Linked DNA regions of Homo sapiens: region 1 is linked to region 2. The links are chromatin contacts, found by Hi-C or POLR2A ChIA-PET in ENCODE. All regions are on one chromosome and are shown on one strand. Each heading gives the region's core, a stretch centred on a gene start or an enhancer-like site at or near the end of the contact. The rest is flanking DNA. Distances are from core to core; before and after follow the strand shown.

The links. Hi-C counts contacts between places; a loop is a spot of excess contacts on that map. ChIA-PET counts read pairs that join two places held with the same protein, here RNA polymerase II (POLR2A). Pooled maps may share reads with other maps.
Region 1: a loop to region 2 is called in a pooled map, with 2.5 times the contacts of the local background. The contact joins the enhancer-like site here to the promoter of PPM1F-AS1 in region 2. A Hi-C loop is called at or near these places in 7 of 168 maps with a recorded cell type or tissue (GM13976, GM13977, GM18951 and 4 more) and 3 of 50 pooled maps. POLR2A ChIA-PET finds 5 or more read pairs at or near these places in 7 of 52 experiments (AG04450, B cell, BJ and 4 more).

What each region holds. Positions count from the first base shown.
Region 1 is chr22:21,686,979-21,694,125 of GRCh38, forward strand. It overlaps PPIL2 (peptidylprolyl isomerase like 2), which reads left to right. Exons shown (of 20, transcript NM_014337.4): 12 at 1-20; 13 at 665-754; 14 at 1,095-1,128; 15 at 1,754-1,871; 16 at 6,838-6,894. Among named protein-coding and RNA genes, the nearest start is that of PPIL2, 25 kb to the left of the region's middle. RefSeq lists enhancers at 1-398, 2,016-2,065, 3,331-3,440. Within about 2 kb of position 2,718, at least 4 of the 41 ENCODE cell types and tissues checked have a DNase peak (open chromatin) inside an H3K27ac peak, as active enhancers do; they include pancreas, where a contact is called at or near this core.
Region 2 is chr22:21,935,463-21,941,675 of GRCh38, forward strand. It overlaps PPM1F-AS1 (PPM1F antisense RNA 1), which reads left to right and starts at 2,775. Exons shown (of 2, transcript NR_147620.1): 1 at 2,775-4,151; 2 at 5,640-6,213. It overlaps PPM1F (protein phosphatase, Mg2+/Mn2+ dependent 1F), which reads right to left. Exons shown (of 8, transcript NM_014634.4): 3 at 4,070-4,218. RefSeq lists enhancers at 2,392-3,198, 3,199-4,006, 4,007-4,813 and a silencer at 2,750-2,909.

The sequences.
Region 1 (7,147 bases), core at 1,468-3,967, 250 kb before region 2:
TGGAGCTGCACTGCGACCTGGTGGGTGTGGAGGCCAGCCACTCCCCATGCCCCAAGGTCATCTCTGGGTCATCTGACAGCCATGTCTTAAATATAGGGCTGCCACTGGTATGTGCTTGTTGTAGGAAATTCAGCCTGTCACTAGGCGGGACCCGCAGCAGTGCCCTGTGTCCTTCCTAGGGGGCCGCGTTGGCAGCATGGCCTGCGCACAGGTGCCAGTGTCTCAGAGAAGGGGCCAAGCCGCACCTGCTGCTCTGCCCACACTTCTCCCATGCGCTGTACTCTGGGCCGTGCGGCTGCACGGGTCCTGTTGCTTAATGTTGTGGGTCCATCCGTGCCCAGTGTGGCTGGGCAGCTGACTCTGCTACATGTTAAAGACCAGCCTGGCCAACATGGGGAAACCCGTCTCTACTAAAACTACAAAAATTAGCCAGGCATGGTGGCGCATGCCTGTAGTCCTGGCTACTCGGGAGGCTGAGGCAGGAGAATGTCTTGAACCTAGGAGGCGGAGGTTGCAGTGAGCCAAGATCGCGCCACAGCACTCCAGCCTGGGCAACAGCAAGACTCCACCTCAAAAAAAAAAAAAAAAAAAAAGCCTCCTGTGGCTGTGGTGAGCTGCCTTTGGCAGCTCTCTGCTTCATACAAGTATTGGGGCTATGTTGCAGACACCAAAAACCTGCGAAAACTTCATCAGGCTTTGCAAGAAGCATTATTACGATGGCACCATCTTCCACAGATCCATCCGGAACTTTGTGGTGAGTGACGAGAGTCACTGGCTGCACAGATGAGCTTGGTGGGACATCGGGGGCTGGGTGGGCTTGTCCCTGCCCCATCCCAGGGCCCTGGCCCATCCCACGGTGGCCAGGATGAGTCCAGTTGGTGATCCTCTGTTGGGGAACCCATAGACTGACCCTTGAGGCCCCAGCCCATCCAGAACTGGGTTCACAAAGGGAGGTGGCTGGGAGGGCCCCTCATTATCACCAAGAGCCCAGCCCCTGTGTGGAGCCATCTGGCAGGAGGGGTGTCCTTCAGTCAGGCAGGCGGTGGGCCTCGGGTCTCAGAGTGTGACTTGCTCACTGGCTTTTGTTTTCACAGATCCAAGGGGGCGACCCCACAGGCACAGGCACGGGTAGGTACTGGTGCTGGGCCCCTCTCTGGGCACTTTGGCTGCTCCGTGGGGCATGAGGGGGTAGCTGGGCAGGGGTTGTGCACAGCTCAGACATGGAATCTGCTAGACCAGGGTGGAACGACTGGCAGCCATCAGTGCTGTGCCCCCTCAGGCCTGGCCCTCAGTTTTCTCATTTCCAGGTGGCTGTGAGGCCTGCATGGTAGAGGAGGCAAGAGTGTGTGGTCTCTTCCCTGGGCCCCTGGGGTCTGCCTCAGACTGAGGCCAGCCCTCCCTCCTGCAGCCTCTCCAAGCCCCTCAGCCTGGCAGCTGCTTGGGTCCAGATCCCCCAACCTCTGTATTCCCATAGCTTGAGTGATGATGATGGTGGCCTTGACTCTTTAATCCCTGTCCCGGGGCAGGCCCCAGGCGGGGCTGGGGTGAGTGGGCAGCAGCCTGCCTGTTTGGAGGCGTGGGGGCTCCAAGGGACCCAGGAGTTGGTGGCGTGGGGCTGGGAGCCTCCCTATCAAGTGCCCCTGCCCCAGGCTGGGCTCAGCAAGGCCCTGATGCCCCTCGGGACTCTGAGGTTTCTAGTTCTGCCTCGGCTGGGGCCCAGGCTTTCCTGCTCCCATGGGCCTTTCTCTTCCAGGTGGGGAGTCATACTGGGGGAAGCCCTTCAAAGACGAGTTCCGGCCCAACCTCTCGCACACGGGCCGCGGCATCCTCAGCATGGCCAACTCCGGGCCCAACAGCAACAGGTCTCAATTGTGAGTCAGCTGGGCTTGCTGGGGTGGCCTGGGAGGTGAGCCGGCACTCTCTGCGGGTTCTTCCTCTTGGCCCTCTCTGAAGGGTGTGCTGGTTCTGAATCATACCCAGACGGTGTACGGCACACCTAGGCCAAGCATGTGCACCTGCGTTCAAAAGGGGGTCCCCAGAGTGAGTCAGCAGGGAGAGCTGCCCGCACCGGGTGTGTCCTCGAGAGACCAGAAGTCGGGAATTACTGGAGGTCCAGAAGGGCTTCTTGACAGGGACCAGGCATTCGTGTGGGTGCCTGTGGCCAGGCAGTGCTGGGGGAGGTCAGCGTGTGGGAGGGGTTGTGCAGGGCACAGGCTGCACAGGGAGAGGCGCCTGGAGAGACACAGGAGGTCTGGCCCTGGTGCATGTGGGGAGCAGTGTGCAGTCTGGTGGCAGGAGGCAGGGGATGGGGGGCCAGCAGGGCCATGCACACAGGGGCCGGATGCCTGTATTGTGGAAGAACAGAGGTGCCCTTTCCATCCCCAGACAGTGGCCTGATGTTATGTTTCAGTCTTTCAATCGTTTTCTTCACATGGGTCCTGTGACTTCCGGGATAAAGCAACCTCTTAAGGATTTTTTATAGTTTATGATACTTTTGTAAATGGACTTTTTTTTTCCCAACTTTTGGGGATCATTGCTCATGTAGAGAAAAACTACCGTTCATTTTATATCTAGCCACTTTAACAAATTATCTTATAATTCAAAAGTTTTTAAGATTTTTTTGGGTTTTCTAGATAGTCACGCTTATCACCAAAAGCTGGTCTGCTCTCTGCTTCCCTGGTGTGCACATCAGTCACGTCACCGTCACGTCACCGTGGGCCTGATGGGGGAGGAGGATGTGGGCATCTTGCTGTGCTCCACAGAAATCGCTGTTTTGCCTTCTCAGAACATTTGTTGTTGGGCTGTTTTTAGGAGGGTGGCTGACTTTTTAGAGGTTTCTTTGTTAGCATCTACTATGATGATTCTGTCCTTTTTCTGGTCCTCCCGGGATTTGTGGATGTGGCCACTACAAGGCCAGAGTGGATGGGTGTCTCCGTGGCATTCTGGGGTGAACCCTGGCCTGTCGTGGCTTCGCCGTGGCCTTCTGCCAGCTCACTGTCACACGTGGTCTCGGTTGTGTGGACTGGCTCCAGCAGGTTTTGCTGTGACAGGTGTGGCCCCTGCATGTTACGAGCAGGGCTGGCTGTGGCTTTGTGGCCTGGAATGGTTAAAATCACAGGGATGGCCAGGCGTGGTGGCTCACACCTGTAATCCCAGCACTTTGGGAGGCTGAGGTAGGTGGATTGCCTGAGCCCAGGAATTCGAGAGCAGCCTGGGCAACATGGCAAAACCCGATCTCTACAAAAAATAAAAAAAATTAGCGGGGCATGGTGGCGTGCGCCTGTAGTCCCAGCTGCTTGGGAGGGTGAGGTGGGGGGATAATCTGAGCCTGGGAAGTCAAAGCTGCAGTGAGCTAGGATCGCGCCACTGCACTCTATCCTGGGCAGCAGTGAGACCCTGTCTGGAAAAAAAAAAAAAAATCAAACGAGTCAGCTGTGCTTAACAGCTGGGCAAAGGCAGCTGGCAGCTATTCGTGCCACTTCCTTGGGGCTTTCATTTCAGGGTTAACGGGCACTTGTTTCCATGAAGGCTGGTATTCTCTTGGCCTCGCTGTGCTGACCTTTTTTTCTCATGCCTAATCACACTTTCCATTCCTCAGTCCCTTAGTGGTCTTTGAAGGGTTTGTCTGTTTTCACTTCACTTTGAAGGGTTTGTAATTGTTTTCAGTTTCTGTCTTTGCTTCTTCATGGTGCTTTTCCTCCTTCCTCACTTTAATCCATGTGTGTTTCTGATAGCCACGTCTGTCATTTTGAGGGTGCATGTTCCCTCTTCACTGCTTGCTGGTTGTTGGTAGCTTCCCTTTCAATTTCTTCTCAGCCAAGGATTGCCTAGGACTGTTGGTTATTTTCAAGTAGGTTGGGTGCGTGGTTTGTTTTTGTTGTTTGGCAGGGGCCAGGGCAGGGAATCATTTTATTATTTTTTATTTCTCTTTGGCTTAACCAGCCTGTGAAACTGCTGACAGATCAGTTGCCACCTTCTCTTTTTTTTTTTTTTTTTTTTTTTTGAGATGGAGTTTCACTCTTGTCACCCAGGCCGGAGTGCAATGGCGGGATCTCGGCTCACTGCAACCTCTGCCTCCTGGGTTCAAGCGGTTCTCCTGGGATTACAGACGCCCACCACCACACCAGGATAATTTTTTGTACTTTAGTAGAGACAGGGTTTCACCATGTTGGCCAGGCTGGTCTCCAACTCCTGACCTCAGGTGATCCACCCACCTCAGCCTCCCAAAGTGCCGAGATTACAGGCATGAGCCACCACACTCGGCCTTCTTTTCTTATTTCTAGTAGTATTTTGTGCTTTCTTGGACAACTGTTGCCAAAGGTTTGCCTATTTTACCGTATTCAAAGATCATTAGACTTTAATTTGTTACAGCTTTGTTTTCCCTTTTGTGATTCTTGTAATTAAAGATTTTCCAGGAGGAGGCCAGGCGCGGTGGCTCATGCCTATAATCCCAGCACTTTGGGAGGCCGAGGCAGGCGGATCACGAGGTCAGGAGATCGAGACCATCCTCGCTAACACGGTGAAACCCCATCTCTACTAAAAATACAGAAAACTAGCCGGGCATGGTGGCAGGCGCCTGTAGTCCCAGCTACTCAGGAGGCTGAGGCAGGAGAATGGCGTGAACCCAGGAGGCAGAGCTTGCATTGAGCCGAGATCGCGCCACTGCACTCCAGCCCTCCAGCCTGGGTGACAGAGCGAGACTCCGTCTCCAAAAAAAAAAAAAGATTTTCTAGGAGGAGCTTGCCTCAGGATGGTTCTTTTACTTTCCTCTTATCTGAGTTTAATTCTGCTTCTAGTTTCCTTCACTGTGTTAGAAATCAGCAAGAGAGGGAACTGCTTGCAGGTCAGAGCTCAGGTCTGCACCGTTGCAGATGTCACATCTGCGGACACTTGTCTGGTGGCCTCGGGTGTGGTCAGACTTGGTGGGCTCAGGAGCGTGTCCCTGCGTGGCTGGGGGGTGCATGTTTGATGCAGTGGAGGTTAAGTCCTGTGTCTCACCAGCCGGGTTGTGGGCTGTGCCTGCCTGCACCACCCTGGGGAGTGCTCCGTGCCGCCAGCGCCGGGACCCACCCCATGTCTTCCATCGTTTTCTTTTCAGCCTCTCTGGCTCTGCCCTCTGAGGGCTTTTTGAAGGCTCACAGCTGGGGTCTGTCGTGTTCTCCTTCATCCTGACAGTCTTTTTTTTTTTTTTCTTTGAGACGGAGTCTCGCTCCGTCCCCCAGGCTGGAGTGCAGCGGCGCGATCTCGGCTCACTGCAAGCTCCGCCTCCCAGGTTCATGCCATTCTCCTGCCTCAGCCTCCCTAGTAGCTGGGACTACAGGCGCCCGCCACACGCCTGGCTAATTTTTTGTATTTTTAGTAGAGATGGGGTTTCACCGTGTTAGCGAGGATGGTCTCGATCTCCTGACCTTGTGATCCGCCCACCTTGGCCTCCCAAAGTGCTGGGATTACAGGCGTGAGCCACTGTGCCTGGCCAATCCTGACAATCTTAAATGTGGACTTAATTCTTCAGGTGGTCTGTTGCGTTCTATGATCTTGTTGCTTTCTAGTTACCATTTTTTATATTTATTTTCATTTGCTTCTCTTCTCTTTCTGCTGGTTTGGAAATTAGATGTTTTACTTCTGGTCTAAGGTTAAGAAGGACATCTATTTAAAGTCCAAAGTTGGCCAGGTGCAGTGGCTCACGCCTGTAATCCCAGCACTTTGGGAGGCCAAGGCAGGTGGATCACAAGGTCAAGAGATTGAGACCATCCTGGCTAACACAGTGAAACCCCGTCTCTACTAAAAATGCAAAAAAATTAGCTGGGCGTGATGGCGGGCGCCTGTAGTCCCAGCTACTCAGGAGGCTGAGGCAGGACTATGACATGAACCTGGGAGGCGGAGCTTGCAGTGAACCGACATCGCGCCACTGCACTCCAGCCTGGGGGACAGAGCAAGATTCCATCTCAAAAAAAAAAAAAAAAGTCCAAAGTTATGAGGTAGTCTCTGCCTTCCTCCCAGACCAGGCTGGCAGAAACTCTCTCCTCGTCTCATGGCAGTGCTGTTGGCTGTTTTAATTCCACCCCATTTCCTTTTTTCTTTTTCTTTTTTCTTGAGACAGACTCTGTCGCCCAGGCTGGAGTGCAGTGGTGTGATCTCAGCTTACTGCAACCTCTGCCTCCCAGGTTAAAGCGATTCTCCTGCCTTGGCCTCCTAAGTAGTTGGGACTACAGGCACACGCCACCACGCCCAGCTAATTTTTGTATTTTTAATAGGGACAGGGTTTTACCATGTTGGCCAGGCTGGTCTCCAACTCCTGGCCTCAAGTGATCTACCTGCCTTGGCCTCCCAAAGTGCTGGGATTACAGGCGTGAGCCACTGTGCCTGGACGACCTGAGCATTTTCTTAGTCCATGTTTATTTATGTTACCCACGTTTCTTAATCCCTTGACTCCTGTTCTGGCTTTGTTGCCTCCTTTCTCCTCAGTCCTTCAACAGGTCCCTTGATGACATGGGGCTGGCTCTGGTTTTCCAGGTGTCCCCTCGTCCCAGCCACCTCCCACAGAGCTGCATGGCCAACCTGGTTCTGGGCACAGGGACCACCTGACAGGCAGTGGGCAGCAGCCGGGGCAGCAGGAAGACCTGGGGACAGCTGGAGTTCCGGGGTCCCCTGGGCAGCCTTGGGGGCTAATGACCTGCCCTGGTGGGCAGCGCAGGGAACCACGTGCACACATGCGTCCGTGGAAGCTGCAGGTTCCCAGAGCTGGCTGTAGAGGGTGGGCAGCTCCTGGTGTGCTCTTAGGCAGGCCAGGTGCAGAAGGTGCCATGCTCTCCCTAACCATCCAGCCCTCCTCCCCAGCTTCATCACGTTTCGCTCCTGTGCCTACCTGGACAAGAAGCATACCATCTTTGGACGGTAAGGGAAGCGGCTGTGTGAAGCCTGGGGGGTCAGTGGGCTAGGTGGGTTCCTTCCCCACCTGAGGCCTCCTCACTGCCTTTTTCGTGGACCTGAGTCATGTGCCATGCTGGCCATCACTGCTGGGGGTTGAGGCTATGCAGAGCTGCGATGGAGGGTGCTCCATGTGCCAGGGAAGTCTGGCTCTCTAGACCCACCGGGCTCAGGAGAGGAGGAAACTCGCCCATGTGGCCTGGACACTGCCCTGTCTCAG
Region 2 (6,213 bases), core at 1,525-4,024:
TTGCAAAATGTTACCATTGGAGGAAACTGGGTAAAGTATACATGGAATCTCTTTGTATTATTTATTACAACTGCATGTGCAGCTATGATTATCTCAAAACAAAAAGTTTAATTAAAAAAAACTAGCCCAGGCATAGTGGCTCATGCCTGTAATCCCAGCACTTTGAGAGGCTGAGGTGGGAGGACTGCTTGAGGTCAGGAGTTCAAGACCAGCCTGGATAACATAAAGAGACCTTGTCTCTTAAAAACAAACAGGCTGGGCGCCATGGCTCATGCCTGTAGTCCCGCGCTTTGAGAGGTAAAGGCAGGCAGATCACTTGAGGTCCGGAGTTCGAGACCACCCTGACCAACAAAGTGAAACCCCGTCTCTACTAAAAATACAAAAATTAGCTGGGCGTGCTGGCATGCACATGTAGTCCCAGCTACTTGGGAGGCTGAGGCAGGAAAATTGCTTGAATCCGGGAGGCAGAGGTTGCAGTGAGCCAAGATTGAGCCACTACACTCCAGCCTGGACAACAGAGCGAAACTCAGTCGCAAATGAACAACACCAAACCAAAAAAAATTAGCTGTGTGTGGTGGTATATCTACTCCCAGCTATTCGGGAGGCTGGGGCAGGAGGATCCCTTGAGCCAAGGACGTCGAGGTTACGGCGATCTCCGATTACACCACTGCATTCCAGTCTGGGTGACAGAGGGAGACCTGGTCTCTTAAAACAGAAAACTAAAAAATGGATTTTAATAGAGTTTATAAGCATGTAAAATGCTTCTGTCATGATACTAAGTGAAAAAAGAAGGAAAATTACATATGCAGTTTAACTACAAGTCCATGAAAAACCACCAGGGCCAGAAAAAAAAAAAGGCGGGAACAGCACACAACCAAGGTGTCAGAGTGGGCCTGCACGTGGCAGTTCCACGGACAGCTTTTTCCTGAAGTACACTTTCTTAATACTTCCCCAGTTTTTCATTACAAGTGTTAGTCTCGTGTGACAGTGGCTTTAAAGCATGTCCACAAATTCTTTGACTTCCCCTTTTGCGAGGTGGAGCTCACTTCCCACTGCTGAGTGTGGGAGCTGGCTGCTTCTGATGAAGAGTGGCAGTGACTGCGTGTGCTTCAGGTGTTACGAAACAAAGAGGCCCTGCGCCTCCCGCCTTGTGTATTCTCACTCTCTTCCTCCCTCCCTCTCATCGCTCAATCTGAGCTGTGAGGATGCTCAAGCAGCGCCACGGAGAGTCCACATGGGACGGGACCAGGGCCTCCTGTCAGTGGCCGTGTGTTGAAACCACCGTGGAAGCAGGCCCTCCAGCCCAGCCAGCAACCATGTCACCACAACCCAGTAAGAGACCCTGGACCAGAACCAGCTAAGCTGCTCCCAGATTCCAGACCCACAGAAACTGGGAGAATAAATGTCTGTTGTTTTAAGCCACTACATTTGGGGCAATTTGTTATGTAGCAACAAATAATATAAGCCACAATACTCATTTGAAAAGAAAAAATACCCAAATCCTACCTAAGCTTGGCTTCTCAAGAAAAGATCAACCAGTAACAGGCCCAAAGGAAACCATGGGGGCTCTGGCTTCAGGGACTCATGTCACTTCAATGCACAAACTCTCCTGGAACTCCTGCCAGCCCAGGTGCATGTGGCAAGCATGGTGAATCAGGGCCAGTCAGCCGAGGGCAGGAGTTGAGTGTCACAGGCCACACCCAAAGGACATGGGGAACTGAGAGGAGGAAAGAGCTCCTGCCTAAAGGCGGAGGCTGTGGAAGAAAAGGAGAAGGGCTGAGGCCAGAGGGGGCCACCGAGGAAGAACCATGAACGCGAGGGCTTATGCACGCAGGAGGTCACAGAAAGACAGGTTCTTGGGAATCCATGCATCAAGGCAGGGGTGGGGGCATCCAGAGCCAGCTGCTGCCGCCATGGCCAACACAGGGGCCTATTCAAGCATTTGGCAAGAACTGGGGACTGGCAAGGCTATGGGTGAAGGAGGGGCCTGAGAACTCATTCAGGCAGGCCCAGCTCAGGGAAGGCAGCTCCACACAAGTTTGGCCAGTGGATCCCCTGCAAACCAGCAGGAAACCCCCCTCGTCCTGCCAGTCCTTGTAGCGCTGCCTCCTCTTCCTCTCGTCTGAGGGCCACTGTGCCCAGAAAACTGCCCCTAAATGCCATGGACTCCTCCTCACTCCCTCTGGAAACTGTGGGCTCCTGGTGCTTACCAGGCCTGAGCTCGGGCTGGGGGAGACTCCGGCCGCCGCTGTGGCTCACGGTCTCGCCCCGGGTGCTACTGCTATTTCCAACAGCCGCTTAGCCTAGACTCTGCTCAGGAAAGGCCAGCGGCTGAGGCAGTGCTGCCCAGCCCACGGACTCCCCATGCCAAGGGCTGCAGCCCCGCAACCTCGCTTCTGGATTCTTCGCTGATCCAGTCACCGGGGAGGGGCTGACTGGCAGCCACACAGAGGTTTCAGCCACTCGCTGCTCTTCAGTGGCAATTCTTATAATACAATCCCCACTCTGACGCAATTTTGTAAGAATGGCTTGGAGTCCAAAAACTTGACTACATTCTACTTCCGTGACAGGGAGAGCATGATCAAGGCCGCTAGGCAGGCCTGCATGCGAGGCACTCTGACAGACGGGGAAGCAAGGGCAGGCGAGACTTCCTTCTAGCTGCGCCCTCCCTCCTTCCCAGGCCTGCAGGAGCCCCGAGCGTAGGACTGGGCTGGTGCCGGCGCAGCAACGCTCCTTCTCACCGGCAGGTGGCGCTGTCTCCCGCGTGGACGGACAGAGACCCATCAGGCGGGGAGGGCCTGGGCGGTGGCGGCGCCCCCTTGGTGGGGCCGCAGAGCGGAGGAGCAGCAGCTGCCACCGGCCGGAAGCCTGCTGGCTCGGCCGAGAACAATGGCCGCCTGTCACTGTGGACAGCTGTCTCCCAGGCTAAGGCAAGGCTGCGCTCCCAGGGAATGCGGGCAGGGAGCCAGGGCGGAGGGCAGAGGACGAGAGCGAGGAGGAGAGCGCGGGCACCCACTGATGCTGGCGGCCTCGGGTATTCGCTTTCTCTCTCTTCTCCCACCTTGTTCCTTTTCCCCGGATGCACGCATGCACTAGTAATGCCGAATTTAGAACAACAGGGAAAGGAAAGGAAATGGCAAAGGAAGGGAAAGGAAATGGCCGACAGGAAATGGCAAGGAAGGGAAAATCCACTGCAACTCTGCTGCCTGCTGGCCTGTCCAGGGACAACTATTCAGCTGGGTGGGACGTTGCTACCCCCTTGTGGCACCCCTGCTGCAGCCTGCGATTCTTACGCCCTGTATTTCTGGTCTAACATCAACCAACACTTTGGCGAAATATAATAAAATGAAATTACTAGGAGAATGAAAGAAAGTCACATGAAATAAAAGCCCTGCTTTTTAATGATTATATCCTCTGTGAAATGGATCTGCAGCCCTCTCCATTTCTGGGTTCCCCTGGCCACACCATGCTTATGGCTGTCCCAGGAGCAGGCTGACAGACAAGCTTCCACCAGCATCTAACCATGGGGCTCATGGACACCGTAGAGCGTCTCCACCCAACAGAATCCTGACTTGGGGGCAGCTGAGGCAGGGGGCCCGAGCGTTGAGGGGACCACGCTGCTGCCCCGAGACCTGCTGGCATGCCACCTGGCCAACCCTGACTTCGCCTGCCCGGGCGCATGTTAACTGAGTTACAACACTGAGGGCACTTGAACCTGGCTGCATGACCAGAGATCGATCACCTGTGAGATCCTCTGTGAAACGGGATAAGCATCTTTAATTTCCTGGGCTGTTCTGGAACTTCAGTCAGACAGGACACAGGAGGGTGTCTGCACCACCCACCCCTGCCTCGTGGGCTGACTGGGAACTATATGACCTGTGGAGGGCTGTGACCGCCACCCTCCACCTCACTGGGGCCGCAAGCCTTCTCTGCTCCTTGATTCTGCTGCCGTTGTGAGCGAGGGCCCCAGCACCCTTAGGGACCCCAATCAATGGGCTTCCCACAATGTCGTCACCCTTTGTTGCCTGCTAAGCAGCCCTGGGGCCACCTCAGAAGAAACAGAACTCACAGGTCACAGGGGCCTTTTCCTCCTCGTCATCGTCCTCCTCCTCTTCTTCTTCCTCCCTGGGCAACTTCCTGAATTCGGAAAGGTCTGTCTGTAGCAGCTGTGAAACTGCTTCGTGGGCCAGAGCAGCAGCAAGTGGTGGCGGGGCCTTCCTAGGGATGAGGAGGGGGAAGTGAGGGGCAGCCCCCAGCAGGAGACCACACCTAGCCCCCCTTCCCCAACTGTCAGCCCACATGCTGAGGGGTCACGGCCAGCAGGGCGGCCCCTGTCCTCAGGGAGCTGGGACAGGAAGGTCACAGGACAGCAAAGGCAGACGCACAACCATCTGGTGGGGAGCTGGACCATACTTGAGCCTGCGGCTAGTTGGGAGGGGGCTGTTGATGGGCAAGTAAACTGCCTGACATCCATGCTGATGATGGCTCCTGGCCACAGGAGGGCAGAGGAATCACCCATGCCAGCTGGGGACCCTGGGGGGTGGGGAGTGTTCTGGGTTGAATTGTGTCCCCCCTAAATTCATACACTGAGGCCCTAACCCCCAGTACCTCAGAATGGAGCTCATTTGGAAACAGGGTCATTACAGATGGAATTAGTTAAGATGACGTCATGCTGGAGCAGGCTGGGCCCCTACTCCAATGACTGATGTCTCTATGAAAAAGGGAATTTGGGCCGGGTGCGGTGGCTCACATCTGTAATCCCAGTACTTTGGGAGGCCAAGGCAGGTAGATCACGAGGTCAGGAGTTTGAGACCAGCCTGGCCAACATGGTAAAACCTCATCTCTACTAAAAATACAAAAATTAGCCGGGTGTGGTGGCGCATGCCTGTAGTTCCAGCTACTCAGGAGGCTGAGGCAGAAGAATTGCTTGAACCTGGGAGGTGGAGGTTGCAGTGAGCCAAGATTGTGCCACTGCACTCCAGCCTAGGCGACAGAGCAAGATGCTGTCTCCAAAAAAAAAAAACAGGTTGGGGGAGGAATTTGGACACAGACACACACACACAGAGAGAATGCCAGGGGAACATGAGGCAGAGACCTGGGGGATGAACCTACAAGCCAGGGAATGCCAAGGGTTGCCCACAAACCACCAGAAGGAGCCAGTTCTGTCAATATCCTGATCTCAGATGACAGCCTCCAGCACCATGAAGCACACTTCTGTTGTTTAAGCTGCTGGGTCTGTGGTCATTTGTACAGCAGCTCCAGGAAGCTGATCCTGGGGTGTGGGACCCATGGGCACACTCAGCAGAGGAAGTGGCTGTGCGTGGTCCACAAGGTCCCTGGGCGGATGGGGCCATAGGAGCTGCCGGGGTGAGGGGCTGTGGGAACAGGGCAGGCCAAGCTTTATGCTAACAGGGAAGCACTGCCATTGGTCTGTGTTTTATTTATTTATTTTTAGAGACAGGGTCTTGCTCTGTCTCCCAGGCTGGAGCACAGCTGTGCAATCATGGCTCGCTGCAGCCTCAAACCCCTGGGCTCAAGAGATCCTCTCACCTCAGACTCCAGAGTAGTTAGGGCTACAGGCAGTAGTTAGGGCTACAGACATCACCATGTCCAGCTAATCTGTAAATTTTTTTGTACAGGTGGGGTTTTGCTATGTTGTCCAGGCTGGTCTTGAACTCCTGCCCTCAAGTGATCCTCCCATCTCAGCCTCCCAAAGCCCTGGGATAATGGCGTGAGCCGCCACACCTGGCCGCCTTTGGTCTGTTTGAAGAGGGACATGGCATGATCAGATGGGGCTTTTAGGCCTCTCTGACCCTGGTGTGGAGGGTGGGCTGGCAAGAAGGGGACGACTGTCTAAAGGAGAGAGTCTAAGACCTGGGCTGGGCAGGGCCATGGTGACAAACAGGAGCAGACAGAGTCGGGCAGTATAAATGGAGGGGCAGGGACAGTGTTGAAGTTTCTATTCTGAGCAACTAGAAGGCTCGTGGTACAGTTAATTACCCTGATGGGGATGGAAGAGTCAGGCAGGGGATGGGCAATGGGCTCTGTTTCCACAGCGACTTGTGTTCCACGGAGGTCAAGAGGCCTGAGGGCCTGCAAGAACATGGTCTGGGCAGGAGATGGAGCTGCGGAATGAATGAGGATAGGGGGCTGAGTCCCACAGGGCCAGAGCATGGCTAGCAAAGTGGGGATGACTCCAGGAGTGGCCTTCTG